3 separate regions of the Mus musculus genome follow, and regions 2 and 3 are each linked to region 1. Evidence: chromatin loops called from intact Hi-C (ENCODE). Cell type or tissue: left cerebral cortex. All regions are shown on one strand. Each heading gives the region's core, and the rest is flanking DNA. Links, peaks and the distances in the headings are about the cores only.

What was found. A loop is a pair of places that touch in the nucleus more often than their neighbours do. Peaks named below come from ENCODE experiments on the same cell type or tissue, not always from the same donor. Only the 100,000 strongest peaks of a DNase experiment are listed, where the experiment ranks them.
Region 2: a loop joins it to region 1, with 2.0 times the contacts of the local background. A loop is called at or near these places in 3 of 42 quality-filtered maps.
Region 3: it touches region 1 in a loop (2.3-fold over the local background); 3 of 42 quality-filtered maps call a loop at or near these places.

Annotation. Positions count from the first base shown.
Region 1 is chr3:138,723,050-138,734,146 of GRCm38, forward strand. 4930425O10Rik (RIKEN cDNA 4930425O10 gene) reads right to left here and starts at 3,935. Exons shown (of 4, transcript NR_040545.1): 1 at 3,813-3,935. In left cerebral cortex, for the core only: no CTCF peak of the experiment used is centred there; a DNase peak (open chromatin) is centred at 5,791.
Region 2 is chr3:138,658,514-138,669,610 of GRCm38, forward strand. No RefSeq gene overlaps it. Among named protein-coding and RNA genes, the nearest start is that of 4930425O10Rik, 63 kb to the right of the region's middle. In left cerebral cortex, for the core only: no CTCF peak of the experiment used is centred there; no DNase peak of the experiment used is centred there.
Region 3 is chr3:138,646,141-138,657,237 of GRCm38, forward strand. No RefSeq gene overlaps it. Among named protein-coding and RNA genes, the nearest start is that of 4930425O10Rik, 75 kb to the right of the region's middle. In left cerebral cortex, for the core only: no CTCF peak of the experiment used is centred there; DNase peaks (open chromatin) are centred at 6,812, 7,586, 9,179 and 9,527; H3K27ac peaks cover 400 bases.

The DNA of each region.
Region 1 (11,097 bases), core at 1,986-9,985:
TTAGGGTTGAGAACTCTATTATTTTTGGCATTTTGACCAGTTATGAGTCTCTGCATTGACTACTGCCAATGGCAGACAGAAACTTCCCTGGTCTAAGTTGAGAGTAGCTCAGGTCTATGGGTGCAAACAGAAGTAATAAGAAGATAATTTGACAGCATGAACAGTTAACAAAAGAGTAATGATAACATGTTCTGTCCTAGGCCTTATGACTTCCTCAGCCATGATTTTTGACAAGGGTTACAGCATTAGGCATGAAATTTTCTCTTGTAGAACAGGCCTCAAATCCAATTAGTTACCCCATAGAAATCACACACCTGCTGCTCCAACGAACATATCTTGCCTGGCAGGTTGGTGCTACAGCACGTAGGCTCCAGAGCTGGGTAAGACCCTTACTGTCTTTTCTTCTCTAGCATTCTGCATAGCTCCTTCTGAAACTATGGAAGCTGCTGGATATTCTGAGTGTCCAATCTGATAATGTTTAGCTGTCTGTCTACTGGCTGCTATTTATTATTTTACTTTGGCTTGCTGTGCATTTAATAATTTATCCATTCAAATCCAAAAAATATGGCTATCATAGATCATTTTCTAGATTGCACAGCATATTCTCTTTCAAAAGCAAAAACAAAGATGGATTCGATCCATGAATTTGAAACTCCAAATTTATTAGAGCAAATTTCGTTCAAGAACACGTTGCATGTTATTGATTTTATTCAAGAGCGCCAGCAAGGTGACAGAGAGAAATGTGCTAGTGTAAAAAAATAAATAAATAAAATGGAGGTATTATGTTGTAGAAAACAGAACGAATGGAGCTTTTCTTTTTTAAAGTAACGTTTTTGTTTTCCTTTTTCAAGATCATAAAAGCACCATAACCATATCAATTGCTAAGAAGGAAAGGATGTGGTGGAATGGTCCATTATCCCAGGCACACATTACACTTTTCTGGCGTGGCTTAGAATCATTTTGTCAGTTAATAAAGATAAACCATGGATACTTTAAATGGGATTTATATTAAACCACTTCCTTGTCTTCCGGGATGTCAGACTCTCATGGGTTGTCTTCTGTTTCATCAGGCATCCTCTCCGTCTCCTTTGCTGGATCTTTTCTCTTATCTTGGATTGGATGCTGGTGGTGCTGGAGCCTCCACGTGCATCTCTCTACAGATGACCTTGTCCAGACTCCAGCTCTGCTCTTCTCTCTTTGCTGATGACCCAAGATGCTTCCTCTGAGAGTCAAAAGACTAGAGCAGCTGCCTGCTCACCATCTCCACGTGAAGTGTCATGCATGTTCCACTCAGCAGGGCCCAAACCCTTGTCCTAGTTCCTCCCCAAGTCTTCCTCACTGGGGTTAGCAAACAGGTGCTTCAGAGCAGAGACCTAGGGGACAGATTTGATTCCTTTGTCTTCCTCAATCCTCATATGCGGCCCATCAGTAAGACTTTTATTTTGTTTGGTTTTGTTGTGTCTGAAACAGGAATTCACTGTGAAGACCAGAGACTGGCCTTGAACTCAGATCCTCCTGTCTTAGACTCCTGAGTATTGGGGTTATAGGCACATCTTACCAGGCCCAGATTTGGCAACATGGAATCTGAATTTTTGCCTCATCCCCAGGTTACTATGATCACATTTTCTCCGACCTCAGTTGTTGAATGGAGTTCTCTGATTTTATTCCTTTCTCACCATCTCTGACCTGTCCATCAGACAGGTGAGTGTGTGTGTGTGTGTGTACACATGTACATGGATCCAGTCATAAATTATAGGTGAGAAGACAGCATCAGGCATCACTCTGTCATTCTCTTCCTTTAAGACAAACTCTCACTGAGCCTGAAGCTGGAGTGCACTGCTCCTCACCTAGCCATGGGGTTCCATAAGGTCACTTGAGGTCCCATGGAGTCGCATGGGGTCACATTAGGTCAAATGGGATTGTGCCCTGCTTTTTATGTGAGTTCTGAAGGTTTACAGTCATGTATTCACATTTGCTCTAGGAGCACAGAATCATCTCTCCAGCCACCACCCGGTTTTTAGATCAGGGTTTCATGTAGCCCAGGCTAACCTTTGTTATATAGCCAAGATGACCTTGAGCTACTGTTCCTCCTGTCTTTACTTCCAAGTACTGAGAGTATAGTGTCAGCCTATACAACTTGCTTCAGACAGATGTTTTTACAAATAAAACATTTTACAAAAAAACAAATTACATTTTTTTAACAAAAAGAGTACATCCTAAGCTGGTCAAATTCACTTATCAGACTGAAAACAGAACTGCAAGTCCTTTTATGGTCATTAGGCCTCTATGTGATCGGACACACACTCCCCTGCCTTCATCTCCATCTGGTCCCTAATTCTCTCACTCTGTACTAATAGCAATATATTCTTTGCTCTGGGTGGCAGGAATCCTAGCCCTAAGCCAGTATACTGGCTAGTTTTGTGTCAACTTGACACAGCTGGAGTTATCACAGAGAAAGGAGCTTCAGTTGAGGAAATGACTCCATGAGATCAAACTGTAAGGCATTTTCTCAATTAGTGATCAAGGGGGAAAGGCCCCTTGTGGGTGGGACCATCTCTGGGCTGGCAGTCTTGGTTCTATAAGAGAGCAGGCTGAGCAAGCCAGAGCAAGCCAGTAAAGAACATCCCTCCATGGCCTCTGCATCAGCTCCTGCTTCCTGACCTGCTTGAGTTCCAGTCCTGACTTCCTTTGGTGATAAACAGCAGAATGGAATTGTAAGCTCAATAAACCCTTTCCTCCCCAACTTGCTTCTTGGTCATGATGTTTGTGCAGGAATAGAAACCCTGACTAAGACAGCCAGCATCTTTATATTCTACTGTTCCCCTTTACAAGAACATTCTTCTTTTAGACAAGGCTATTAACTCTGTGCTATATTTTATTTAAGTATTTAAACATTACTTCCTTGGAGGTCTTTCCACCTTGCTATGCAGGTCTCTGTCCCTGCAACTGTGTTTGTGCCTGTAATTCCTGAGAGAAGGAAACACAGTCTCAATGTGACTGGGAATCAGACAATGAGGATGGAAACACAGTGAAATGAAGAAACTGGATACATTACACCAGTGATGGAAGCAAGAGACATGTTACATAGATGAGGTAGAGTGAGTGACTTCATTGCAGAGGATGAGGCAGAGTGAGTGACTTTAAGGGGACTAACCGACAGAAGCTGTGTTGGTTAGGTTACTATCCATGTCACACAAGCTAGGGTCATCTGGGTAGATAGAGCTTCAGATGAGAAGATGTCTATTCAACTGACCTGCAGGCAAACCTATGAAGCATTTTCTTGATTCCTGGTTGATGAAGGAGGACCTAGCCTACTATGGGCAGTGCCACCTTTGGTCACGTGGTCCTGGGATGTAAAAGAAAGCAGGCTGAGCAAGCCATGGAGAGCAAGCCAGTAAGCAGAACTCCTCCACGGCCTCTGCTTCAGTTCCTGCTCAGGATTCTGCTCTGCTTAAATTTCTGCCTTGGCTTCCCTTAGTGATGGAACATAATCTCAATGGGTAAGCAAAACAAACCTTTCCTCTAAGACGCTTTTGGTCATTTTTTTTAATCACATCAATTGAGACCTAATTAGGATGGAGGCCCTGGTCACATGCTGTTGTGCAAAGCATAGAGTCCTAAGACAAAATGAGCCCAAGTTCTCGTCCAGCAGCAAGTGGTTCAAGGCAACTAAGTGTGCTTCTGGGGAAAAGGTAGCTTCTTATAGAACTAGGGATGTAAGAGAAAGAGTCATCAAAAATCCCATTCATATGCAATTCTGAGTTTTTGTGTAATAGTTTTAAAAACTAAATTAAGCTACTTCTTAACAAAACCTGCGCTGGTGGTCCCGCTGCACTGGTGGTCCCGCTGCACTGTGGTCCCGATGCACTTGTGGTCTCGATGCACTGTGGTTCCGTTGCACTGGTGGTTCCGCAGCACTGTGGTCCCGCTGCACTGGTGGTCCTGCTGCACTGTGGTCCCGATGCACTTGTGGTCCCGATGCACTGTGGTTCCACTGCACTGATGGCCCCGCTGCACCGTGGTACCGCTGGGCAACAAGAACTGGAACCACTTTAAGAGTGAGGCCAGAGTGAGTGTGCCCCATGCCTATGCTGGAGCCCCATCTGTGTCTATAACTTGCACATTCCAAACATTTCTTCATTGGACACCTCTTTTGCTCTCTGGTTAATGCTCTGACAGATCTTCAGTTTGCTTTAGCTGACAATCTTTTCCTTTGGAGAGGTGTTACAACTGGAAATGGAAAAGGTTTTCATCTGGGATTCTCCAACTCCCCTTAGCATCAGGCACATCCCAGAGGACAAAGCCCCAGTCTATGAGCCGACAAAAGCAGATCTAAAGACCCATATCCCAGAACCCACTGTTTCCCACGTGCTTCACGAAGATACTTTGGAAGGTCCTTCGGAATCTCTCCCTACAGGTTCAGTCCAGCTTTATCCTTTACATTAGGGAGAGTGTTATTGTTTTGTTTTGTTTTTTCCAGTGGGAACTGACTGATGAAGGCGGTATAGGTGGTTAGGATCTGTCTCCTAAATCCTCACGCAGTTTCTCCTTCTTCATATAGCGTGGCCTCTTCCTCTCTGGGTCCATCTTGGTCATTCACTGTCCTTCCCCACAGGGAATGGAATTACCCACCGCAGCTTCACCCCAAGGTCAAGTGAGGAAAGAGCTGAAGGGCTGGACTGCCCTGGATCCTGCAGCATTTCCACAGTGATCTCATTTATCTCCACTGCTCCACTTTCAGTGTCTTTGGTAATTCCGAGTGGCCTGCGCAATCGTTATCTGGCCCTTGCGGGGAGATAAAAAGCCTTGTTGGTTTTAAAGGGAAAGTTTTAGTGATTGAAATTTTATCGGCAGAATGGCCATGGAAATTAGTGTGTGTGTGTGTGTGTGTGTGTGTGTGTGTGTCCACTTTGAGAAAAAGAACTGAGACCTGTATGCTCATCATTGAAATAGAAAATCATTAAGTGACTTTTGCATATCCTAGGACACTGTCAAAGGAAGCCACAGTAGGTCATCTGCCACCTATAAACTTTCTGCCCTGCATGCATACTTGTTAACGGTACCAAAGCCATCCCCTGGCTACAACTTACCTCCTTGGAAATGTCTGGCATAAGAAACATTGCCTAATCATATGTCTAAATGACACAAACTAGAGTCATTGGGGAGGAAGGAGCCTTAATTGAGAAAATGCCTCCATAAGATCAGGCTGTAGGGAAGTCAGTAGGGCATTTTCTTAAATAGTGTTTGATTTCCGAGGGCCCAGCCCATTGTTGGTGGGGCTACCTAGCCCAGTAGTTTCTCTCTCTCTCTAGCCTCATATAATATATATATTCTATGATAAATATATAATAAATCTATTTATATAATGTATAATAAATACATATTATAAATATATGTATATACTTGTATATAGTCTATATAGTAAAGTAGGCTGAGCAAGCCATGGGGAGTAAGTCAGTAAGCAGCACCCCTCCGTGGCTTCTGCATCAGCTCCCGCCTCCAGGTTCCTGAGTTCTTGCTCTGACTTCTTTTGATGATGAACGGTGATATGGAAGAGCAAGCTTTGGTTATGGTGCTTCATCACAGCCATGGGAACCCTAACTAAGACAGCCATCCATCTTTAATTTATGGGAACCCAACAGCAAACCTGCCAGGGTGGAAACTGTCCCCAACTCTGTCCTCATATAAATGAGGAAGCACATGGGCACCCACTTTGTGTGGCAACTCGTCACGCAGGTGCCCATCTCGGCATCTAGTTGTGTCTCCAGACTCTGATTTGTTCACACGGCAGTACTAAAAATAAAATCGGAAGTCAAGAAAATGAATAATTCAACTAACATATTCAGTCTGGAATATTTGAAAATTCATATTTAACACAGGATTGAATTTGCCCAGCTGTTTACATTTTCTTCCTGCCTCTCCCATCTTCTCTGTCTGATTTATACAGGAGCAGAAGCAGCTGTGGATTGAAATGCATATGCACTGCTTTCTGGCCTCCAGCTTGGCCCCATCATCCCGCCTCTTACCCCCACCCTTGGTTACTCCCCACACCCCTCCACCTTCCTGGATCCCAGGCACTATGGCTGCTCACTGAGTCCTGTGTGCTGAGAAGCAGCTCACCCAGGCTCTGCATATTACCTGGTGCTTGTGACTAAAGGTGTATGACCGTGACAGTGACCACAGGCCCTGGAGCTACATAGAATGTCCTGTGGGAAAAGGTTTCTGTTTCCTGTCAACAAAGCCTTCCTTAGCCCAGTAGCCTACCATGATTAGATGCTCCCTCCATGAGATCACTTGGGGGGCACTTTGAAGATTAAGTAAGCTTAGGGTTTCCCAGGGTTCTCTAGGGAAAGGCAGCATATTGGTACTTATTTCTTTAAACAGATTCCCGGATCCCAGACAGATGCATAAATATAAGCACCTAGAGAAAGGACCTGAAAATCTGTTTATATCAATCTTTTATAAAAATCTTGCCATCACGCCAAGTTAGGAAACACATAAAGATTTCTGAGGCTCCATGCCAGTAGTTTACGAAGACACAGGAACCAAAGTTCTTGGCATATATATAGCGCCGGGTTTAAAGTGTCAGAGGTATACAGATAGCAGGATGCAAGGAGAGACTGGTCCACATGGGCTATGTTCTGGGGCCTGCTGAGTCCTGAGGGATGAAAGAGTCAAGAGAAGGGGCAGGTTGTCTTTTCATAACTCCCTTCTGATTGCCTTGGCTCTAGCCAGGTTCTGCTCTGTCCCAGGTATGCACTCTGGACCTGCTCCTCCTCTCCAGTGGTGACCTGGCCCATCAGTATGACATTCTACAGTGTGTCCCCAGTTCCCAGAGACACTTCCCTGCCCAGATGCTGTTAGAGAGGAGGCAGTGACAGGACCGCTGAGATGCAGGTGGAAAGTCACATCGCAGAAGCTGTAAGTTGGAAGCCTGATCATTTCTGGGGTTTTCTAAGACAAGAAGGTGCTTAGTTGAACACACGGTACTTGCTATAGTATTAATTCATCATACGGAGGGATGATAATTCTTAGTCTCTACCTCAAACTTCAGTCTCCCTAGGTGATATTAAGTATTTATATAATGAATTTGAACATAAAACGAGATTTAAAAAAAATCTCATGCCTTTTAAATTTTTCTATAGAAGATAAATGATAATTGAATTGAAATAAAACAAAAGTTAGTTTTGATTATAAGTTGCTTTGTATTTTATGCATAGTAACTTAAGCGTGTCACTGCAGAATTGATGGGTTTGAAAAAAATATTGACTATTAGGTATTGCCATTGCATGAGCGGTATGGAGATGTTGGATTTATGTATGTTAATTTGACTCATGTGCAAGTCAAAACATGTACATTCTTAATCAGCAGCTGATTTACTATGCTTTCCACACTTGTAAGAAAGTGAAAAGTATGGCAAGCTATTTTTTCCCTCGCCGTTCATGCTGTCAGTTGTGCTTACTGTGGATCCAGCGTATGTGGTTTATCTGGGTCCAGGACTGAGCTACAAACGTAGAAGAAAATATGTCCCTTTTAGTAGGTGAGAGGAGGGCCAACTTAAATTTTCTAGTTTATGCTCTGTGGAGTACTCCTCTAAAATTACATGTCAGCTGGGTGTGGTGGAACAGCCCTGTAATCTCTGTTCGTGGAAGGTAGAGGCAGGAGGTAGCAGGTCATGAGTTCAAGATCACCCTCAGTTACTTAATCCATGAGACTCTGCTTCTAAAACCCAACCAAGTTAATAAGTATAAAATTGTTTGTATCGCTTGAATTTTTTAAGTAGATGGAATTTTGGAGTAGACTTATAGTCATTTAATGGACCCTCCACTGACACTTCTATTAAAGCCTTAATTCAGTCTGTAATTTCCTCATTTGGTAAATAATACTGTGCGTGAGCATTTGTAGAACTCTCACAAGGCCACACCTGGTCCTGGCAGTCTTCTGGAAAAGATGCTGAGTCACTGCAAGGAGAACAGCCCAAGCACGGTAGCTCTGCTGTCACCAGCACATTTCAGCTCTCCTGGGGTATTCAGTGCCTCTATAGAGCAGAGGGGCCAAAGAGCCTGGCTGCCTGTATGGCTCTGGGGCTCCTGTTCTGGGCCTTCTGGATCCTCCTTCCAAAGAATGCTTTCCTCAGCAGCCTTCCTTGGGGGTCTAAGGGCCAATTAGCAATTGATTAACTTTAGTAGAGGGGCAACTGTCTATTTAAAAGAATATTGGGGTAAACCCGGGGGTAAAACAGCATTTTTCATGTAACCACCTCTTAATTTTCAGTTCCATTAGATTTCCCAAAGTGAGGACACACACAGTTCAACTGTAGAATACATATCATGAACATCTAATTCTATCACACTTGAACAGAGCAGCTTACTTCTCTGTCTTGAACTGTACCTCAGTTTGTCACTTAGCATGGATTTTGCTTCTATGGTAAACGATGCATGACATCATAGTTATGATCTTAACCAATTTCGGCAGTTCCACAGTCACAGATTCACAGCAACCTTGCAAACACCGCCTCTAACTGTTTCTAGAGCTTTTTATAATCCCAAACAGAAACTCTGTGTTAATTAAACATTAATGGTCCTGTCCTCTTTCCTCTATCTCTGTTAACACCTCGGTTCTAGTTCTGCGTCTATGAATTTGACTATACTAAGTACCTCTTACAATGAATCACATGACATTTATTATTTTGTGCCTGGATTATTTCAGCAGGGTCTTAATACTTTCTAAGTTCATTCATATTGTAACATCTATCAGAATTTCACTCCTGTGAGACGGCTCAGTGGGTAAAATGTTTGCCATGCAAGACTGATGGCCTGAGTTCAGTGCCTGGAACCCACAAGAAACCAAGATGAGGTCACTGACATCTGCCTTCTCAGTCAGGACCCCTCAGGCAAGATGAGAGGCAGAGGAGAACATCCTGAAAGCTTGCTGGTCAGCTAGCCTTGAGAATGCAGAATACCAGAGATGTCAAGAGAGCCTCAACAAGGTGGAAGGAGAGAAACAACACATATGCATACACACAGAGAGACACACAGACATACACAGACACACACACAGAGACACACAGATATACACAGACACATACACAGACACACAGACACACACACAGAGACACACAGACTTACACAAACACACATACAGACATACACAGAGACACACAGATACATACACAGACATACAGACACACACACAGAGACAAACAGACTTACACAGACACACATACAGACATACACAGACACACACACACAGACACACAGACTTACATAGACACACATACAGACATACACAGACACACACACAGACACACATACACAATATTTTTTTAAAAGCTGTAAAAATTTCATTCCTTGTTAAGGTGGAAATACTGTATACTTAACATACTAAGTGTCGTTGCTGGTATAGTGTGCTTTTTATTGCTATGCTAAATGCTGTGATTTAAAAAGTAAAAAAGGGCCAAAAGGGTTTATTTTAGCTTACAGGTCTCAACCCATCACCAAGCCCAGGGAAGAGCTAAACCAGAATCAAAGACCATGAGTGCTACTTATTGGCTTTCTTCCAGACCTAGGTCCAGCGACTATTCTTCACAGTCCAGACCTATCTGCCTACAGGTGGTATTGTCCACAATAGCCTGGACCCTCCTATATCATCTGGCTATCAGGAAAAAAAAAGTGTCCCACAGATATGTACATAGGTCAATTTGTCAGTTGATGGTTCCTCTTCACAGCAACTTTGTGGCACATTGACATTAAAACTAACCATCATACATGGAATGGTAATTTTACTATAAATGTATGCAGAAAATTAACACAGTAGCTGTTTGTCTTAGCTAGTTCTCCAATAATGACACAGAGAGACCAAGATTTATTTTCCAACTTAAAGTACAATAACTAGGCATTATAATTCTATTCTAATTCTCTAATCTAATATGGTTACCGACCAGCCAAAATCCTCAAGACACTTGCATTTTTGTATTGGTCTGGCCATTTGGGCCTCAGGTGTGTTCTGCCTTGATGTCTTCTGGTCCCCTTCCTCATGGGGACTCTTCTTTTCCTCTCTTTCTCTCCCTTTTCCCCTGGCTGGTGGAAATCCCGCCTCATGCTCTCCATTGCCTAGTTATTGGCTTTTCCAGCATTTACTGACAAGGCAGAGAATAAATGAAGAACATTGTTTCCACGAACTTGAGACAGGAGATTCTTGACATAAGCATTACAATGTCGTATCCGGATTGCAACCAGATGAGAGAGCAGAGAAATCAGCATTTGAACAACACAAGGATAACCTCCACATGGTGCACAAAAACATTATGCCTACACATATAAGATTATATGACATATAATTTTGTTATGTGATAATATTTAACATTTTATTTACCTATTGATAACCAGTTGGTTTCTACCCTTTGACCCATGGCCAGAGATCAACACTGAAGTCGAGTGTTGGTTTATTTCTTATCCTCAGTTCTTTGAGGTGTGCACAGGACTGGAATTTCTGGACTTATGGGCACTGAACGGTTTCCCAGAGCAGCTACAACCCCACTAGGTTGTAAATGTAGAAATTAAATCTCATCCTTTCAGTCTTGACCTTGTTCAAATCAACAACTCGGAGGTAAGATAGTCTTGATTAATGTATTCTTGTTCCTGGTAGGTGTATTCAGTAAATGCTATAAGGAGAGAGAAAAAGGGGGGTGGGGGAGGGGAAGGAAGAAAAACAGAATTAGGTGTGTGTGTGTATGTTTTAAAATAACTCCATCATGAACATTAACCACATGCATCTTGCATGCTTCATTTAATCTATTCTGACCCATGTTTTTACTTTTATTGCCTCCAGTTACTGACTTAATCAGAAACCCTGGATACATGTTTGCTTGTTTATTTGTTTCCATGTGTGGGGATGGTGGAACAGAATCTGACTATATAGCTCAGGCCGGAATCTAATTTTTAACCCCCCCCCCCCACACACACACACATATGAGTACTGGGATTACAGCCATGCATCACTAGACCAGGCTGGGCACAAGAATATGCTGTAGATTAATTAATTAATTGTGGATAATAAAACCTGAATAAACTTCTGATGTATCTGCTGATCCCATTC
Region 2 (11,097 bases), core at 483-8,482, 66 kb before region 1:
AAAAAGAAAGAAACTTGGGGAGGAAAGGGTTCATTTGGCTTAAGTTTCCACATAGTAGTCCATTGCTGAAGAAAGTCTGGACAAGAATTCAAGCAGGGCTGGAAGCTGGAAGCAGAAGCTGATGCAGAAGCCATGGAGGAAGGCTGCTTTCTGGCTTTCTCCTCATAGCTTGTCCAGCTTGCTTTCTTATTCCAGGACCATCCCAGAGATGGCCACACCCACAATGGGCTGTACCCTCCCCATCAATCACTAGTTAAGAAAACGCCCCACAGCTGGATCTCTTGGAGGCCTTTTCCCAACTGAGGTTCACGCCTCTCAGCTGATGTTAGTTTGTATCAAGTTGACTTAAAACAGTCCAGCACACCGGTACCGCCTCTTTTTCTTCCCAAAAAGAGAGTATAAATTAAATCAGACACAGATGAGACCGGGTCACACTCCTGTCATATCTTCCAGTTACCCCTTTCCTCCTATAGTTCATACTCTGTGAGACCCCAACTTAGAGCGTTTCTCCCTAGAAGGTAAAGCCCCTGGACATTCCCCAAGCTTGTTTTCTCTGATCTCTAAAAATACAGCCAGAAAGAAGCTCTTTGTTCTCTATAGCCAGCAAAAAGCCTTTTTGTTTCTGAGCCTTACAACCAGAGATGTGATAATTGTAATTTACCAAGGACATCGGGGCAGAGAAGAACACTCCTCCTAACTCTTCCCAACTCCTCCCAATTCCTCAGCTAACTGTTAAAAGCCCCCTACTGTCACCGCTCTGGGTTGAACTCCCCTGCCCTGCACAGCAGAATTCGTCCTCAGCTAGCTGATAATAAAACCTCTTGCAGTTTGCATCAGGTGTGTTTTTCTCTCGAGTCATTGGGGTGCTGGCCATTTCATCCCAGGACTTGAGCGGAGGCCCAGCTTCGGGGGTCTTACAACTCCTTATTAGCTCCCAAACCTGGAAGATCAATGCTGCCTTGCACTTAAGGTACTGTCAGCGAGCTCTGGTTCTAGCTCGTAGGGAAACCCCAGGATGCAGCACACTGCAGCCCAACACCAAGCTGCTGCTCCACTTGACCTTTCGACTCTCACACTAACTCCTTAAGAGTTTTCTAAGTCTTCGAATAAAAATGGGCTGGTCAGGGTTCATCCAGCTGCTGATGGAAACAGGTGCAGAGACCCACAGGCAAACAAACATAGGTGGAGCTCAGGAGTCTTGTGGAAGAGGGGAAGGATTGAGGGAGCTGGAGGGGTCAAGGGAACCACAAGAAGACCCTCAGAGTCAACTAAGTTGGGCCCACGGGGGCTCACAGAGATTGAACCACCAACCAAAGAGAATGCATGGACTAGACCTAAGCCCCCTATACATATGTAGCAGATATGCAGCTTGGTCTTCATGTGGGTCCCCTAACAATTGGAGCAGGACCTGTCTCTGACTCAGACTCTATTGCCTGCCTTTGGATCCCTTTCCTGTAGCTGGGCTGCCTTGTCTAGCCTTAGTGGGAGAGAATGCACTTCATCCTGATGAGACTTGATGTGCCAGGGTAAGTTGGTACCCAGAGGTTGGCCTCCTCTTGTCTGAGGAGAAGGGGAGGAAGGGAGTGGAAGGATAGGAGGGAGGGGTGTAGTTCCACTTTTGGGGGTGTCCAGGCACTGCTGTACATCAGGCAGGGAAGGACAGAGTGAAGACCAGAACAGATTGGTCAGTTGGATTCTCGTCCAGCAGTGAATGCCAGCTGGGGCTGGGGGGGGGGGCAGGGAGGGGTGGTGAGGGAGTGGAGGTGGGGCTTCTCCAAGGATTTTAGTATTATAGCTGTCCTAGATGACATTCAATGAAACAGCTTGTGTGCACACACTTTTTCGGGGTGAATCAAGTGCTATCTGTGTATATGAACCTTGGAAAGTAGGAAGGGGCTCTTAGGGTGAAGTTTCATTGGCTGAGGTTTAAGGTTCTGGGATACCTCACTTCCATGCAAAAGCATACCAGGAAGTTGAATCTGTAATTTCACCAAGGACTATGTGACATTCTTCAGGAAGAAGATTGGGGGTCGGGCTCCCCAGATCAGGTGGAGAAGAGGACGCCCACTAAGAAAAGGGAGTCTTCCATTTTGGGCTGAGCTCAGGAAAGCTGTCTGGACATGGTAGTAGCAAGGTGCCACACAGGAGGCCTTTGAGCAGGATGCAAAGTGAATAAAGAAATAAGTTAATGAAAAATAAACAAACAAACAAACAAACAACAAGAATGGCCTGGTCCAGGGAACAATGACCCACTCCCACTCCACCCCCCATGTGCCTATAATCTCAGCACTGGAGAGGCTGAGGCAAGAGTTCAAGGCTAACCTGGATCACATCTGAAAGTCTGTCTCAAACAAAATAAACCAAACCAAACCAAACCAAACCCCAGTCAGCCTGGTTGTATGTGAATTCACTGTTTGGTAGCACTGAAAACCATTGGTGGTACTTACTGGGTTTCCCCTGCTGCTTCCATCATGGGCTCTCACGTTATCCTTTAGTCATCTCTATATCGTACAGTATTATTTTTAATGAGGTCTTTTTAAAAAGATGACCTTTATGATTAGGGGGGAAAAAAGTGATCCCGATTCTAAACAAGCTAAGGTTCGCTTATAAAGCCATCAAAGCATGAACAAGTTATTGAATATGGTGTGTACATATTATAAAACTACAGCTATCAGAACTATTAGAAACCTCGTGGGGGGTAGCTGGCTATGGTGATGAGCACTTGAAATCGCAGCACTTAGGAGTGAGAAGCAGGAGATCAGGAATCCAACACAAGACAAGCTTGGCTTCATGGTGAGTCTGGGACTGACTTGGGCTACCTAAGAATAAGGGGGGCAGGGAGGTATTAAATTGAAATTTGTTTTTTTTTTTTTCTGCAACTGGAAGTAAAAATAAAGTATTGTTCATTGGCCAAGAAACCTCCTTCTAGTAGGCAGAAAGGTGAGAGTTCCTGGGTCTGTGCTGTTGTCCTTGAATGTGTATTATTCGGTTTGAACAACAAATTACATAGTCCTCACATCTAGAATGGACATGTCTTACGATACCCTCCTCTTTCACAGGCATAAGAATCCCTTCACGATGTAGATGTCCTATAGTATTCCAGTAGGTTAGACACTTTCAGTCTCCTGACCCTGCCACCCTCCATAGGCAGATGAATACCTTGTGAGATTTCTCCCATCTGTGTTGACACATCAACTGGTATTGTCATTGTGCAGGTCTTGTTTAAGTGACCATATTCTTAAGATTCATAGGTGCAAAATCCTGTCACACAGAAAAGACACAATCTCCTAGAAAATATCCAGGCCTCTGGCTCTTACACTCTTTCTACCACCCCACCCCCTTGATAGTCCCTGAGCCTTAGGTGTAACTATGGTGTTGTAGATGCATCAACTGGAGATGAGTATCCCACAGTCAGATGTTCTGTGCATTTGAACCAGTTGTAGATCTCTGCAGTCTGCTGCCAAAAGTAGTGGTGAGAACTCCTGTAATATGTGGGTTAAGGGTAGGCATTTAGAATATGTGGGTTGAGGATTTTACTGGTTTAGGAACATGACAATAACAGTCTCTTCTAGGGTCCAGGACCTCATCAGCCACAAGTAGTTGGTTTACAGTACTAGGTATGAATTCCCACCTATTGAAAGGGCCTTAGGCCCAATTAAGTGGCTGTTGGTTATCCCTGAAATGTAAGTGCCACTATTATCCTTGGTATATCATGGCAAGGTTGTGGGTTCAAAGGCATTAGGCAAGACTTTTCATAGCTTTTCTCCACTGGCCGCTTGCATGTGTACTTTTGGATACTATGAGAGCTAGTCCCCAGGGAGGAAGCTTCCAGACTAGTTCCAGCTCTATTCCCTATGTCCAAAGTGTATGGTGTGTTTAGCAATAGGTACTTAAAGTTCTAGGCAAGCAAGAGCAACATGAATAGCCTATATTGTTTGGGGAGTCTCTTGGTCTCCTCTGACATGACTTGAAGGGAGATTTCCCATGCCTGGCACTGGGGACTTTGTTAAGTCATCTATGGCTCTTGGAAGGCCAGCAACACAATTTCATTTAAATTATGTATATGCACACCTTATTTAAATTCATTTAAATTATGTATATACCTATATGTAGTTAAAATATGTATATACATTATATATAGCGGGGAGCAAAGGAAGTCTCAGGTGAATGCAAACAGCAGAAGAAGTCATGGTCACAGACATACAAGGGTGGCAGTGCCTCAGACCCATGTGAGTGTCTGAGTCTTCCCTTACTGATGCTCAGAAGGATGAAGAACCTTCCTCTGCTTTGAATGTGGCTGTTGCCACTGTGTGTAGAAACTATCAACCACAGCTTCCTCCTCCTGGATGGCTGCAGCCTGAGGTCTGTCTCCTCGTGCAAACATTAAAGTTGCCCCCCTTTTCAGCTGTACACCAGAAGCCCTCCACCTTATTCAGCTGTATACAGTAAGCTTGCCTGCTTGAATCAGACCTATTAGGTAAGTGTGCAGAGGCTCCTGGCTGCAGTTGATGCCCTCCACCATCCCAGCTTCTCTGCACATGTTTCTATGTCTCCACCCTTCATTCATTCTCTTGTCAGCTAGTTAGGTTCCTGCATGAAGACATGCAGAACTTGGCAATCTATATATTAAGTGAACATACAATAATGTCTCCCTGTGACCTTTTCAATCATCCTTAATTTTCTTCATCTCCTCTCCCCTTTCCTTTAGTATTGCCCCTCCCCCTTCTGTAAACACTTCCTCTCATTATTCTCATTTTCTCCTTCATAGCACCATTGTCCTAATGTCCCCCCTCTTCCAGCCCCTCTCCCAACCATGATCTATGTGTCTGCTTTTTGTGTAGTGCCATGCTGCTTTTATTGCTGTAGTTCAGTGACACAGCATGGCGATGGTTTATATATGCTTGGCTCAGGGAGTGCCACTGTTGGAAAGTGTGGTCTTGTAGGTGTGGGCTTTAATACCTTTGTCCTAGCTGCCTGGAAGCCAGTATTCTGCTAGCAGCCTTCAGATAAAGATGTAGAACTTTCAGCTCTTCCTGCACCATGCCTGCCTGGATGCTGCCATGCTTCCGCCATGATGATAATGGACTGAATCTCTAAACCTATGAGCCAGCCACAATTAAATGTTGTCCTTATAAGAGTTGCCTTGGTCATGGTGTCTGTTTACAGCAGTAAAACCCTAACTAAGGCAAACATACAATCTGGTATGGGAATCCTTCCTTCCAGCACTGTCTCTCCCCCCCCCCCCCGCCTTTCCCCCCCTTTCAGGATTGCTTTGTTTGTCTTGGATCTTTTGTGGTTCCATATGAGTTTTAGGACTCCCCCCCCCCTATTTTTGGAATGAATGATTTAGAGATTTTTGACTGGAATTATGTTGAATCTGTAAATTGATTTTTTTTTTTTGTAAAAGGGTCATTTTCACAATATTAATCACAATATTAATTCTACCAATTCATGAGCATGGGAGATCTTTCCATTTTCTGGTGTCTTCCTCAGTCTCTTTTTAAACTTCTGTCTTCAGAAATTTAAAGTTTTTATTTAAGAGTCGTTCACCTCCTTGGTTAGGTATATTCCTAGATATTTTATTTTCTTTGAAGCTATTGTGAATGAGAGTTTTTTTGCGATCTCTTTCTCTGTGTTTATTATTGGTATAGAACAGCTACTGGGTTTTTTAGTTGATATTTTATGTTGCACATTGCTCAGAGTGTTGATATTTCTAGAAATTTTTTGATGTAATTTTTGGGATCTTTTATGTACACTATAATATCAGCTGCAAATAGGAATTATTTGATTTCTTTATACTCCTAATATTTTTCTCTTATCTTATTGCTTCAAGAACTGTACTGAAAAGGAGTTGAGATAGTGGATAGCCCTACAGTGCAAATTTCTGGTTTCTTTGGAGACTCAGTTAATTTATGTGATATTTTTCTGGAAACTGCCTTATGAGAGGATGTTTTTGCTGAAGCAGACACCAGTATGGGAGGATACTTTGCTGAGAACAGACATGTGGTGTTTTTCTGGAAGTGGCCTGGTAAAAGGGCATGCACTGTCTGTCTAGAGCATATGTTTGAGAGAACACACGATGTTTAGAAGGGGTATAAATACAATCCAGCAGACAGTGAACGATGCTGTATGGTATTGGTTCACCTTGGCACTCTTTGCTGGTCATCACTGGGCTCTGCTGAAGTTGGTCTTGACTGATGACACTGTGGCATTGGTTCGCCTTGCTTTCCTTGCTGATAGTTTGTTGTGACTTTGTAGAGAGAAATACACCAAGAACTTCTGCTGGTGTTCAGGTAGCTTCCTGCTGCTTTTGCAGGCTCAGACTGATTGGCAGAGCTACATAGCTTCTTCTGGACTGAGCTACCACTGATATCCTGACAATGCACATTGGATTTGCCCCAAAGAACTATTTCCAAACAGGTCCACACCCTTTAACCTATTTGCCCTATTAACTTTTTCTTTCCACTACCTCTGGTGGGCGCTGGGCTAGAAGGGAAGTTAAAGCATTTAAGTACACTTATTAAAGTAGGTTTTGGAAAATATAAGCCTACATAGCCCTATCATGTTCCTGATTTCAATGTGAATGTTTAGAGTTGCCTTCCATTTAGGATGATGTTGGCAATAAATTAACCATATATAGCCTTTATTATGTTGAGATATGATCCTTCTATTTCTTTTCTCTCTGAGGCCTTTATATTAAAGGCATACTGAATTCTGTCAAAGGCCTTTTCTGCACCTACTGAGATGATCATATGATTTTTCTCCAAGAGAACAATTTCATCAAATTGAATGCTCCAGTGTTGGGCATGTTTATGTCTAGGGTGTAATGTCTTGTTGGTTCATTGTTCCCTTGATTAGGATGAGGTTTCCATTAGTGTGAAGTCTGTTTGTCAGCTATTAGGCTAGTGACGCCAGCTTGCTTCCTAGTGCCATTTGCTTGGCATGTTTCCCCTGCACCCTTTCACTTTTAAGTAGATCCTCGACAACAGAAAGATGGATTTTATTTCTTGGCTCATTCAACTAAAGTCCCTGTCTTTGACTGGGGACTTGAGGACATTAATGTTTACAGTTATTTATTGAAAGTCATATTGATTGCCATAATTTTGTACTTTTTTAAACTCTTTGTGTTCTTGGTCTTATTTTGTGTTTCACCAAGTGCAGCTTCATCTGATTTCTCTCTATCGTCTCTTACCCATCCTACTCCTCTGAGTCCAAAGTTTTGCTTCCAGTGTGGTGAGGATGAATTATTTCAGTCTGCTCATATCATGGGAAAAGGTTCTTTCTCCTTCAACTCCATCAGATAGTTTTGCTGTGCACAGTAAGCGGTCTAGGTTGGGATCCATAGTTTCTAAGAACTTGAAGTTCATTGCTCCAAGCAATCCGTGCTCTTAAAGTTTCCACTGAGAAATTGGTGGTTAGTGTGGTTGTTCTTCTTTGCAGGTGGCTTGTATTTTCTTTTGAAGTTTTTAGCACTCTCTCTTTGTTCTGGATGTTTAGTGTTTTAACTACAGTATGGTGGCTGAAATTTCTTGTCTTGTCTATTTGGAGTTCTTTTATGCATCTTCTATCTGTTTGTTTATGTCCTTACTCAAATTTGAGAAACTTTGTTCTTTGATTTTATTGAAAACACGATCTATGCCACTAACCTGAGATTCTTCTCTATTTTGCCTATAATTTAAAGAGTTGGTATTTTTAATGATTATCTGACTGTTCCAATTCCTTATTTGTGTGGTCTAATTCCTCTACTTTATATTTAAGTCTTCTACTTGATCTAGTCTTCTTAGAAGGCTCTCCCTTGGGTTTTCTATGTAGGTATTGGGGGTTTGTTGTTGTTGTTCTTGTTGTTGAATTCTATATCTATTGTAGCTTGAGTTGCCTGCAATATTTTACCTCTTTATTGAGTTCAGTTTTTAAATTCTCATTTGTCACCATTGTGTCCTTCAGCTGTATGCAGTGAACTTTCTTTCTCTAATCACTCTGGCTTTTCTTGCTATTCTTATTTGTCTATGTCTTTTTAAGCTCTCTAAATTCTTTGATGAAGTTTGTATTGTTCTTTTAAGTTCTGTATCCTGGGTGGGGGGAATCATCTAAATAATTCTTGGTAGAGAATTATTTTTATAAGATTGGTGGATTAGCTTATGAGATCTTGCCTTGGCTTCTCATATTGTTTGTGTTTTTGTGATGAGACCTTCCTGTGCTGACTTTATTCATTGGTGTATGTCTGATGTGAGATTCTAGGTTATCCCTGTTGAGTAGAAGTCTGGTTGTGGTTGCCATGCTTGGCTGAGTCAGATCAGGCACAAGGAGTTGGTAGGTCAATCCTTCAGTTACTTATTGATCATTAGGATTGGAGGAAGAAGGGTTCTTATAACTCAGAGCTAAATAAGAACAAATGCCAATTGGGACAAAGAGCTCCATCTGCGTGGGCTAGTGTGCCAGCTGTGCCACCTGAGCTGTGCCTGGGAGTGTCAGGATGGGGTGAGTGGCCTGGGTCTTGGCACTCACCGGCTAGGCTAGCTTACAGGGTGTGCAACTGAGGCTGGGCCTGTGGTTTGAGACCAACGTGGGCCAGCAAGGGACTCATCGGGCAATGCTGACCCACAAATGTGCATTCCAAAATGGGCCTCAAGGTTGAATATGGCACAGGTGAGGTAGGGTCTAGGAAATTCACCAGCACATAGGATGTGTGACCTGGGCTAATCCTGGAGGTTGCATATGCCATGGGTGGGCTAGGGTCTAGCAGACTTACCAGACTGGCCTGGCCTACAAGGTGTGAGACCAGAGTCGAACCTGGAGTCTGGGAATGGTACAGGTGGATCTCACCAAACTGAGTAGGTACACTGAACGTGAGACTAAGGTGAGGTCTGGGATCAGGGAAACTGAAGGCAGGCTAAAGATTGGCAAAATAACCCATCTGGACCAGAGAACAGGATGTGCAACTGTGTTAGGAATGGACGAAGAATAGGGCACATGTGGTCTGTGGTTGTAAGGACTGAGCAGGATGCCTAGCACCTGTTTATAGTTTAGTTTTTGTTGTTGTTGTTGTTGCTATTATTATTAATTTCTCTCTCTCTCTCTCTCTCTCTCTCTCTCTCTCTCTGTGTGTGTGTGTGTGTGTGTGTGTGTGTGTGACATACGTGTAGATGCCTGCAGAGGTCAGAAGAAGGAATTGGATCCCCTGAAGCTGGACTGTTGTAAGTTGCCTAATGTAAGTACTAGGAGCCATATTTCAGTCTGCTGGAAGAACAGCCGTCACTTTTAACTGCCGAGTCACCTCTCCAGTCTGAACCTTTGCTATTGCTTTGGTTGATTATCTCAGGTAATTTGTTACAGTAACGCCAAACCTAGTAACAAGCAAAATATGGACATTTATTACACGGGTGGGGATATCACAAGTAAAGAAACGCACACTCAGAAGCCTAGAGAGCCGTAGCAGCCCACTCACCCTTCTCATAGGTGAGAGTGGCGAAGAAGCAGAGTCAATTCAGAGGAAACAGAATGACCTTAGGGAGGGTGGATGGGCTCAGAGAACAGATGACAGCCTGGGCCATGTCAACTGCTACTTCCTCTCCTATGATCCTACTTGCTATACTCTGCTTGCTACAATTCTGGACAATTGTGGTTACCTTTGCAGACTGTAATTCAGAAACAAACAAAACAAACAAAAACCAAACCAAACAAAAAACCCAAAACCAACAACAAACCTGTAGCCATTGTTTCCAAAGTTCCCATAGTTCAAGGTTGCCAGCATGCACCATGTAATGCTTTAGAAAGACTCTCCTGACTTTAACATTCCTTAGAATTTAAATCATCCTAGCTCCTGATAGACCCTCCTTCCCTTCAGCTCCCCTCCCAGCGTGAGTTAAATTGAATATTATACAGAAGCCATAAAAGCAGAGATATTCATTCTCTAAATGGTTTTAATGGAAGCGATAAACACAGCGTTCATCGACCAACAATAAGCCAGCACCGCTACTGTAACAGCAAGGGCGGAACCAGAGATCTTGAACTGCAGCTCATACAGAATACAGGGGGCCTCAAAGTACCGTGTGCTTGCTGCATATTAATGGGGATGGAGCCTGCTGTGAACAGTCTTTGGGGTATGCGTGGTTTTGTTAGTCAGATGTCTAGTTCTCACCTTCTTCATGGCCCCAAGCTCCACCCCTCCCCTGAGCTTTATCCTGGATGCAGGGGATGATGGGGGACTGTAAATCTGGGCTGAAGTGAGACAGCTGTTTTGCATAATTACTTGATATTTTGAGAAAGCTGAAATTTTAATCACCCTTAGGTCAACTCAAAATACCCCACTCAGAACACCTGCATCGAAGCAGCAGCTTGCAATGCCAGGCCTTCCGCGCCCCGCCCCCTCCACCCTTCAGGCTCCATCTTGCAATGCCAGGCCTCAGCAGCCTCAGTCCTTCCACGCCCCGCCCCCTCCACCCTTCAGGCTCCTTCTGGCCTCCTGGGAGGTTTCTGTGAGATGCAGGTCTGATCTAAGGACCTCATTTGAAGTCTTCCGGCTCCTACCCTCCCAGACTCCCAGGTCCAGTCATGATAGCATATAGCTTATAGTCATGATAGCTCCCAGAATGATAGCTCTCACATAGCCGGAGAATCACGCCTGCCCACCAGTGAAAACCCTTTCCTTTGCTTAGAAGAAGCCGCCCTCCTGTGGGCTGAAGCCCTCACCTTGGGTGGTTACCTTCCAGAAGAGCTCCCGAGTGCCCACAAGGAGTTGGTTAGGGGTTTCCTGTTCTGAAAGGCAGAGTTCTGGTCCTTTAACCTCACACTCACTGAATGGAATTCTTCTCCTATTTGTCTCTCTCGCTGGTTCATGCATGCCTCTCGACACCACAGTTCAGGACACATCTTTATCTCTATAGCCATTAAATTTGGAGTAGGCCATCACCAAGCAATTGTCCCACAGACGTCAACTGAAAGGACAGGAGAACAATAAATTGGGCAAAAGAAATCAATCACTCCAGGATTAATACTGCTAGGTGTGTTTTCCAAAGATACACACTTCTTGATAGATGTGGGAGGGCCCAGGTCTGTGGGGGCAGTGGCACCAGCCGGCAGGGTTCTGTAAGAAAATGG
Region 3 (11,097 bases), core at 2,603-10,602, 76 kb before region 1:
TTTCCCCATCCCCTACCTTCCCCCACCCCCCTTCCCCCATCTCCTGCCTTCCCCTATCCTTCAGCCTCCCCATCCCCACCTTCCCCCTTAACCCTCTCTTTGCCTTCCCCCTTCCCCACCTTCCCCCTTTCCCTATTCTCCAGCCCCTCCGGTCTTCCCACCACCATCTGTACCCCATAGCCCATGTTCTCCTGCTTCCCATACGCTGATGTGTCCTTCAAATACCAAGCTGAATTTGAGAGCTTTTTTTAGTATATGTCTGAAGACAACAATGAGCTAGCTTGCCATCGTGTTCCCTCAACCCTGAGCCCCCAGTTTGCCACTGTGCAGCTTTGACGGGATCAGGCTGTAGAAAGGGCATTGCTCGTCTAAAGATGGCATTTACTGTTTTGCTTTGAGATAAAGCCTTACTACTTAAAGCCCAGGCTGCTGTTGAACTCATCGTGATTCTCCTGCCTCAGCCTCCTAACTGCTGGAATTAGGGGATTTTATCCATGCATCATTTCTGCACTTCGCCCCGGAGTGTTTAATCTAGGTGATTCCAGTCTGACCTGGTTCTACAGCCACCTGTGAGAGTGGGTGACAGTTGCGAAGACGGTAAACGTGCCGTGCCGCGTGTGCAAGATGGTAAAAGTGCCGTGTGTGTTAGGGCTAAAAGAGAGGAAGCAGGAACTTAGCCAAGGAAACAGGAGCTGCACTTCATAGTCTTGTTAGACCCACGCCTTCTAGCCATCTTGAAGAAGCCACCTCTTGGTGGCACCATATCATATCCCTACGAGCAAGAATGAGGGATATTGATGGTGGCTTAGATGAAGCAGGTTGTGGGGGGAAACTGGCCTCTGGACTGTGAGTGGGACACTCTATAGAAAGCTAGCATTTCTTTGGCCTCCTTGTTTCTCCTAGAATCCATACATTTGGCTGCAGGCCCACATTTCTGTGTTGAAATTTAGTTGACAAAGCAACAGTGTTGGACATGAGGACTTTGGAAATGGATTGCAAAAGCAAACCCCACATGGATGGAAGTAGTTGCCCTTCTTTAAGAAGAGTTCGATGTACATTTTTCTGTCTCTCCCACCTTGCGAACGTGCTTTGTCACAGAATCTAGGGACACTTCCAGACCTCAGAAGGATGAGCAATACATTTTAATTATGAATTGATAGTTGTGATGGCTTAAAAGAAAATGTCCCCCATAGGCTAATAGATTTGAATAGTTGGTCACCGGGAAGTAGCACTATTTGAAAGAATCAAAAAGTGTGGTCTTGTCGGAGTAGGCGTGGCCTTGTTGGAAGAAGTGTGTCACTGGGGGTGGGCTTTGAGGTTTCAGAAGCTCAAGCCAGGCCTACCATCTTTCCCTCTCTTCCTGCTGCCTGCCAATCAGGATGCAGAACTCTCAGAAGTATGTCTGCCTGCCTGTCACAACGCTCCCACTGTCCCACTGTGCTGATAATGGACTAAACCTCTTAAACTGTAAGCCATCCCTAATTAAATGTTTTCCTTTATAAGAGTTGCCATGGTCATGGTGTCTCTTCACAGCAATAGAATAAGGAGGACAAATTGTCTAAGGCATTTTTTGACACAGCAGCCTGAATAGGCTAAGACCAGTTATTTGGTTGAAATCCCTTGACCCAGAATTTGGCTGAAAACAAAACAAAACAAACAACAACAGCAAAAACCCTCTACACTCTAGTAGGTGTTTAGGATGAATTCAGTTCAGAAGTTGTGAACTCTGTCTCGTGTTGTTCATACTGTTCAAGGACCTAACTCCACTTATGGCATTCTCTTCTCCCTCCCTTTAATGGTTTTGTCATCTGCATCCACAAGGTCTGTCATTTATTAGCCCCACTCCCTAGGAAAGTATACACTCTTGGCTCAAAGCTCAGACTCAAAGCATTGTGCCCTACACAGTGTCTGCGCAAGGGACATCTGATGTTTAAGCTCACACACCTCTGTCTCTCGGTAACCAGTCTCATTTCCCTGCCCCCACAGAGGGAAGATCATATTGGGCTTTTCTCTGAGTTTTTACTGAAATAAAAAGCAAACTGATTCATTACCTTTCAAGAAGCAAATGAAGAGACAAGATTTCAGAATTAAAATGGAAAACTTATGATTAGTCTTAGACGGTTGTAAGATGGCAGAGAGAGTGGATTTTCATGTGTTTAGGTGTGTTTCTTTGGTCCTCAATGGGTGTCTGCAGTTACTTTGAAGTCTGTGGGCATAAAGAAAGGATTGTATCTGTGCAGAGCAGAGGTTCTCAAGCTGTGTGTCACAACACAAGTTTGTGTTGGCAAACTTCTATCTCCAAGAATATTTACATTACTAATCATAACAGTAGCAAAATTACTGTTATGAAGTAGCACCAAAAATAATTTTATGGTTGGAGGGTCACCACAACACAAGGAGCTGTATTAAAGTGTCGCAGCATTGGGAAGATTAAAAGCCACAGTACTGGATGGTGGGGATTGTATCGTCTGGAGGCAAGACTAAGCAACGATGCGATGCCCGCGGAAAGTCACCACTAAGTAATCAGCTGCTCTGGGTTCAGACGAAGACGACGACGAGCCACTTCATTTGCTGCCTGGGAGATTTTTATTTTAATGGAGATCGTTAACAGTTGGAACAAGTTACACGGGGAGAATCTAGAATCTTTTCTCAGGGTCATTAAAACAAAACTCGTCAGTGACTAGCTGGTTCTGCCCCGGTCCTTATTGAAGGAGGAGGGGACATTTCTCCTCTATTTTTACCTCAAGGGGGATAAAAAAAAGTTCCTGGGCTTAGTTATTTCTGTCTAAACTGAGCATTTAATCTGCTGTGCTTTTGTGACTAGGGACAAATGATTGTACTAGAAAAATCTTTCTTCCTAATACATTATTTATGAGGCAAACTATCATGGACTAGTATAGAAAATGAATTCTTAAGTGTATGTATAATTTATGTATAATCATGGCTCTGAGCTCAGATTTTAAAACCAGGAAAATTGAGAGGAAAACATCTCTCAGCATCTTGTACACACTTGGAAAGGATTGCCATTTTTAGGTTGTAGTCCATCACCATGCTCGGTAGGGTCGGTGTGACAATGACTTCAGACCTTGCTATGTTGCTGAGACCTGGTTTCTCCTGCTTTGCTTTGCCTCTGCATTGAAAAGAAAAAACAGAACAAAACAAAAAACAACAACAACAACAACAAAAAAACCCCATGGGGAACAGACTCATCAATTCCTATGTAATTAGAACATTTCTAAGTATTTGTAGTTAGATTCTTCAACAGAGAATCCTGGAGAAAGTGACTGGCTATTTTGAAAAAAGGAAGGAAGTCAGAGCCTTATTTTAACATATAAAAGCAGAGGAGAGTTCACCTCTATTAAGTATATGAAAGATTAGTGACTGTTGCGTGGTCTTAGCGGGGGGGGGGGGGGGGGGAGACCACTGTACACATAGTGCTAGAGAGGGGAGGTGATGAAGAAAAGGTTAATTAAACTTAGAGGGTAAGTGTTAAACTCTGGTTGATGACGCTACAGTCCAGGGCTGAGGAACATGTCTAACATATATAAAGTCAAAAAATACTATAGCAATTTTTATGTAGATTAGACATAGAAATATACAAAGTAAGAGAAAAAAATAACATGCTAGGAAAAATATTTGCAGTGTGTGGAAAAAAATGCTTATTTAAATATAAAGGTGGTTTCCCCAAGCTTGTGAGGGGGGAGGGGCTCCCCGGCAGAAAATCAACAAGAAGCATCAGTGCTCAGGAAAGAAAGGGGGGAAGAGGGGGGAGACTGAAATATCAAAGCACAATCACGTGTATGTTCTAACTGACGGAAAGTTCAGCATGCTCTTACCGTGTTCCATGTGTTGTCTTGGTCTGTGTGTCCACGGTGAAATTATCAAGTCAAAGGCATTGATTATTAAATTATTAAATCTAGCATTGCCCCCCCCCCCGCACCTATGTATATTTTCATGTGGTGAAAATGTTTAAGATCTCTCTTAGCAACTGTCAATCATGTGATATTGCTGTAGACATCATGTTGCATAACATACCTCCAGAACCCACTCATGTCTTGACTAAAACCATGTCCCTTAGGCTAACAAGTCTGTAGTTTCCTCTTTGCTTACAGCCCTGGTAACCTCCTTCCACCTCCGTGAGTTTGCTTTCATGAGAGAAGTGAGAACATAAGATATTGATTGCTGTGCCTGGCTTATTTCACTTAACACAGGGTCCTCTGGGATCTGTGTGTGTTGTTGTAAGTGGCGGGATTTCCTTCTAAAGGTGGAATGGTCATCCATTTTATTAACCTATCCATATACTGATGGACATTTAGGTTGAGCTTGTATCTTGGTGGTTATGATTAATGATGCAATAAATAAGCCTGGGTTGGAGGTGCCCCTTGATAAACCAATTTCATTTCTTTTGGTTATATACCCAGAAGTACCCAGAAGTAGGACTACTGGATCAAATATTGTGTGCTCTCTCTCTCAATATTACCTTTTTTTTTTTTTTTTTGGTTTTTTTGAGACAGGGTTTCTCTGTATAGTCCTGGCTGTCCTGGAACTCACTTTGTAGACCAGGTTGGCCTCGAACTCAGAAATCCGCCTGCCTCTGCCTCCCAAGTACTAGGATTAAAGGCATGTGCCACCACACCCGGCTCTCTCAGCATTTCTTAAGAGAAGAAGGATTTGTTTTGGCTTGGGTTCAGCAGGGTTCAATGGGTGTGATGGTTTGTATATGCTCAAACCAGGGAGTGGCATTATTAGAAGGTGTGGCCCTGTTGGAATAACTATGGCCTTGTTGAGTAGGTGTGTCACTGTGGGTATAGGCTTCAATACCCTAGTCCTAGCTGCCTGGAAGTGAGTCTTCCGCTAGCAGCCTTCAGATGAAGATGTAGAACTCTCAGCTCCTCTTGCATCATGCCTGCCTGGATGCTGCCATCCTCTTTCCTTGACAATAATGAACTGAATGTCTGAACCTGTAAGCTAGCCCCAGTTAAATGCTGTCCTTATAAGAGTTGCCTTGCAGCTAGGTGTGGTGGCATATGCCTTTAATCCCAGCACTCGGGAGGCAGAGGCAGGCAGATCTCTAAGTTCCAGGCCAACCTGGTCTACAAAGTGAGTTCCAGGACAGCCAGGGCTATACAGAGAAACCCTGTCTCGAAAAACCAAAAAAAACAAAAAAAACAAAAAAACCAAAAAAAAAACAAGAGTTGCCTTGGTCATGGTGTCTGTTCATAGCAATAAGACAGTGGGTCACAGCTGGGAAGGCATGGCAGGGTTCCTGGTGGTGAGAATGCCTGGCTGGGACCCCTTCCATGGGTCAGGACACAGAGGGCAGGGGATTCTGGAACTCTGCTGGGTTTCTCACTCTTCCCCTTGTCTTGAGTTTCAATCTCCAGCCCATAGCTTGGTTCCACCCACATGCAGGGTTGGCCTTCCCTGCTCAGTTAATCATTTCTGCCAACACTCTCACCGGGCACACCCAGAGATCGGATCGTGCTAAATCGAAGGCCTGGTCCTTTTTGCATTTTCTCTGCTTTGAAAAGAATGACAAATCAGGTCATGATGGCTCATTTTCCCCTTTGAGCTTCGTGGGCTTTTGTTTGTTCCTTTGTTCGTTTTTTATCTCTTGATCCCTTTCCAAGAGATGTGGGAGACTCTCCTTTGCCTGGGCAGTCATCATCTGACCCAACAGAGAGCTACAGTCTTATCACATAACCAGACAAGGAAAGGAACCACTTTTAGACACCTGCCAAGAAATGACAATTCACTGCTGTAGGTGTCCCCCCACCCCCGCACCCCCCCCTCCCCCGGCAGAAACTGCACCTTAGGATGGATGGCCGCCTGTCTGTTACTTATAGATATTCTAATCAGAACCTTCCATACCACAGCAACTCGAGAGTGGTTAGCATTGGCTAATGAGTAGAGTTTATACAGCCAGTTTCGAGAAAGATACTGAATCGGAAACTGAAAACCAGTAAAGAAATGGTTGCTACTTGAGGATGAACTGATGGCCCAAATTCAAAATGCACACTAACTTTTAGACCAGATTCCTAAGGAACTAGAAAGCAGGAAAATAGCTCAGGTTTTCTTCCTTTTGAAGTGCTTTTACTTTTTTTCTATGAAGTATTATTTTTTAATTAGCAACTTTGTCCAACAGCCCACCAACACCCTGTCCTTGGCTAAGGGCAGCAGATTTCTGCTTTCTACTGTGTCCATTGGCAAAAGCACCATGGAAAGCCACTAGCAGTAATATAGTGTTACATCACCATGATTCACAGGGCACAGGGATTCAAAAGACAAAGAATATACAGGGGAAGTTTTCGGCACTCTGAGCTTTTCTGTGTAAAAATAGCCACCAAATAATAACAGTTGATGCCATAGGGACTGGCATTGAAACAGTCTTCTTGTTCCTGGTTCTTACTTCTGTGAGGTGCAAGTCTTAGCTCATTCTTGTTAGGTACTGCGCTGAAGTCATTTGGGATCCTTTGAGGGACTTCTGCAACTAGGGTTAAAACTTCTAGTATACATTATGACAATAATACTATATTGACAGTAAATCTGAACCTAATACGTAAAAAGGAAATTCTGAAGTTAGGCCTAATTTAAACACACATGCATAACTTGTTTTTATTTGTGTGTATGTCGGTGTGTGGGTATATAAACATGTTTGCAGATGTGCTCCTGCCCTTGAGGCTAGAAGAAGGTGTCAGATCCCCCGGAGCTAGAGTTACAGGCTGTGGTGAGCTATTCCACAGGCATGCTGGAAACAGAACTCAATCCCTGAGCCAGCCTTCACTCTAGCCCCCTTGCTTTGTGTGTTACTGGACATATGGCTTCAATCTGTCTGAGAGTTTGCAGCCTCCTCGGCTGTAAAACTGAAATTATTATGACTAAATACTCATGACATCTCCAGTTCCATGGTGTGCTCTCAAATGCAGCATCTTCTCAATTGTTGTTCACACTTGCCCTCGAGGGAAGACACATCTGTAGTGAGGAGGAAACTGAGGCTCAGACTTGGGAGTGCCTTACCCTGCCCTATGTAAGATTTGTGGTAGCTCAAAATGACCACGGTTGTAAAGAGTTAAGTAAGTGTATTCTTTTCCCAGAATTTGCCTCACTGCAAGATGCGCTAAGAGATAGTTCTCTGATTGTATAGAAAAGCCCACACAATGTCTTCGGTCCTTAAGTCTGCCCCTTAATGTCACTAAAGGTTAACCAATGATAAACTGCCCCCCAAAAATGTGTAAAAGGTGTGTGCTTTAGCTACTCGGGGTCGCTTCTATTCTGATTTCAGACCGACCCCAGCGTGCTGGATTAATAAACCTCTTGCTGTTTGCATCGATCTCCATCTCTGCGTCTCTGTGAGTGGGACATCCCGGACGTAAGGCTTTTCGGGTCTTACACCTACACAGGAAAAAGTCACACATGTTCTGATTCATGGTGTCATGTTCTTGCCACAAGAGCACGCATGTTTTTCCTAACCAACCGGCAATAGACAAAAAGAATTAAGAGAGATCCCTGAAGTGGGATGCTTGCCAAGGGCCCAAGCTTCTGAAGTTATTTTGACTGTACTTGAAGATCTAGTCTGGCCTGCCCTTTGTAGTACTCTGTAAGTGGAGCTGAGATCACAGCATTCCATAGCAAAGCAGAGGGCAGCCTCCCTGAGTGGACACCTCTGCCTGAGCACAGGAGCAGGCCAGGGGTAAGCAGGGAAGGGAGGGGACGCACCGCACAGGACAACTTCTTCCCCAGAGACATTTGAAGTTCACCGTTCACTCACAGATGTGAACTGAATCCGATCTAAATTGGTCCGAATCCATTAGGGAGCTCTGATCTACCTACCCACTGCAAGGGGATGTTCCACACCGGCAGTGAGAAAACAGAGCTAGCTCAGAAAGTGTTCTCAATTAGCTTGTGTGAACCAAACGCTGGATGTAACCTAAGACCAAGATTTTATTGGGAGATGCTGCAAAGGCTTGGCAGATTGAGCCTGGATTCCTTGGAACGGGGCTTCAGTTTTGTATTCCCGGGAGTGGCGTTGTGATGTTAGTTAGTCTGCATTGTTAACGCATTTTCCCACCTGTAGGGTCTCTTTACTCTCTGTTGGACCAATCTCCTGAACTGTCTGCTTGATATTTTGATTTGGGAGCCTGGATGATATGAGATGGGTGGCCTGGGCCGTCTCTAGTTATGAAATACAATGCCCTCATTTCCATGAAATGCTTCAAGAAAACATGGAGAGCTAAGTGTTTCGACGGCACATTAAGAGTGAACTCCTCAGAATGCTAAGAATCTCTGCTTTAACTCGGAAAAATCCCGTCTCGGGATGGACTGTTCTGGAGAGCCCGGGCTGAAGGCTTGAGGTTTGACACACTGAGGTGCAGTGCACCGTAACTTAGCTCTAGCTGTGGGATCTTCAGTGAGCTCTTTAACCTTTCTTCATAGACTCAGTTTTCTCATTTGGGAAATGGGGACAATATGTGTAGTCACCTCATAGAATTACAACTAAGATTTTAAATGACATAACATGTACAACAAACTCATTGACTCCCAGTAATCGTCCCCGTGTCTTCCCAGCATGACTGTCCATCAAGCATTTGTTCCCCATAGTGGGTCACCATCGCTGCCCCTGGGGACCACAGCAGACCACAGCCCCGGCTTTTCTCCGGATGCTTTTGGCCAGTGCTAGTGCTGACTCACTGTAGGCTGGGGGAGTGTACGTGACTCTGCTGCCTGTCACACGTGAGGAGCTCAGGACCCGGATCTTTTAAGTTGTTTTGTTCGGAGATCCAGCAGTCTGAGAAGATTGTAGTTCAGTGCTAGATCGGTCTTCATCTCATCGTTAGCCAGCAGATTATAAAGTGGGGGAACAAAGGCAGTTGAACAACCATCGGTCTTGTCCTCATGATCAGGTGACCAGTCTTGTCTCTGAGATTTGAGGCATGGTGATGTTATTCTTCTTATCAGTCTCCTCCCCCAGAGCAGGGAGAGGATTCACAAACACCAAGGCCATGGAGTCTAGCACTCCCACTGAGCCAATTGTCTGGACGCCATCCAGATGGATGGTTAACGCAGAGTAAACATGCTATTAGCAAATGTGTGCATTAGACTCCTTCCTGCAGAGCAAGTGCTGCTGAGCTCTTAGGGTTTGGAACCTGCAGGCCTGCCCCTCACTGCCACCCGCAGTAACAATTAGCCTCGGGCTGAATTTGCAGGAGGCTGCAGAGGAATAGTTGAAGATCTCAGCTTGAAGCTGAGAGGCTAGCCACAAAACAAGCTTTCTTCCTTGGAAAAATCAGCTGACTGGGGCTTAAAATATTTACATTAGACATTGTTTTAACCACAGAACTTAGAAAAAGCAACTCTCTACAGAAAACTGGTCAAGAGCTCTGCGTTAACACTTTGGAAACAAAATTCACAGAAAGTAAATACAAGCTGTGGTGGGGAAAAAAAATAACTAATGCTCAAAGATGGGGCTCATGTGACATGCAGTTCTCACTTCAAAGGGATAAAGAGAAATTTTATTCTGAGCCAAACGTGACCATGGCACGGAATATGGGTGTAACCTGATTACAGCATACAACATGATACAGTGTGGAAGCAGTTACAGCTTTTCTAGTCACAACAAAACAAGCCCACACACACATCATGGACTTTCCCAAATGCTTCACAGATACATCAGACAGGCTGGTTATAGACAGGAGGGAGGCAATGTCCACCATGGGTTTCAGATGTTATCTGATGGCATGCTGAGCTCTTGGGTTGGTGGAAGCTAGTATTCTGCTGATATGCAATAGGCAAACCAAATGCTTTGCCTATTGGTTGGAAAAATATTAGGACAGATGAGAGTACAAGAGAAGCCCTACTGGAGTTGTGAGACCTCTACTTAGAGCGTTTCTCCCTGGAAGGTAAAGCCCCTGGACGTTCCCCAAGCTTGTTTTCCCTGATCTCTAAAAATACAGCCAGAAAGAAGCTCTTTGTTCTCTATAGCCAGCAAAAAGCCTTTTTGTTTCTGAGCCTTACAACCAGAGATGAGATAATTGTAGGAAGACCTACAAGGACATGGAGATAGACGCTGGAGAGGAGCTACAGCTCACTCACCCGCCCCCTCCCATCTCCCACCCCCACCTCATCTCCAGAAAGGAACTGTAGCCAACTCTCCTCCCAACTCTCCTCCCAATTCCTCAGCTAGCTGTTAAAAGCCTCCTACTGTTACTGCTCAGGTCGAACTCCCCTGCCCTGGGTGGCAGAAGGAGTTCATTCTCAGCTAGCTGATAGTAAAATCTCTTGCAGTTTGCATCAGGTGTGGTTTTCTCTCGAGTCATTGGGGTGCTGGCCAACTCATCCCGGGACTTGAGCAGAGGCCCAGCTTCGGGGGTCTTACAGAGTCGTTTGAAAATCTGCTTCTTGGTAAGATATGCTGTAGAACTAGAATGTTGTCATCATTGCTAGGCTCAAGCTGATTTGGCTCTAGATCTTCAACATTCCAACTCTCTGCAGATGTGAAGGTCTGGTCAACTGATCAGCCTTGTTGGAATTTTACTATGGGTGTGGCTTCTCCTTCAGTCTGCAAAGGTATAAAAAGAAAACCCCTGTATATTCTTTTATGGATTCTTTCCAATCTTGCTGTGAATGTGTTTAATTATTTCAAACCCTTATTTGCTTAGCATTAGAACTGAAATATCTATAAATGAAGCATATATGCCCTGTTGACTCGAAAATCACAACTCTCATTTTAAAGATTATAAAAAATAGTTTATGCTGGAGCCATTTTGAGTGACTAAGGCCCAGAAACACAGATTTATGTTACCCCAAAGTTCATGTCCCAATGTGGAAGCAGTTTCATGAAGTTTTATGATTTTTGTTGAACAAACAAAGGCATGAATCAAGGCAGGTTTAAAATCCTCTGATGTGCGCATCAGACAAGCGGCTAGGTTCAGCAGGATGGGTGTCTCCGGTAGGGTTTCTATTGCTCTTATAAAACACCCGACCAAAAGCAAATTTGGAAGGAAAGGGTTTATTAAGCTCACACTTCCTCATTGTTATTCATCACCAAAAAGAAGTCAGACAGGAACTCAAACAGGGCAGGAACCTGGAGGCAGAGGCTGA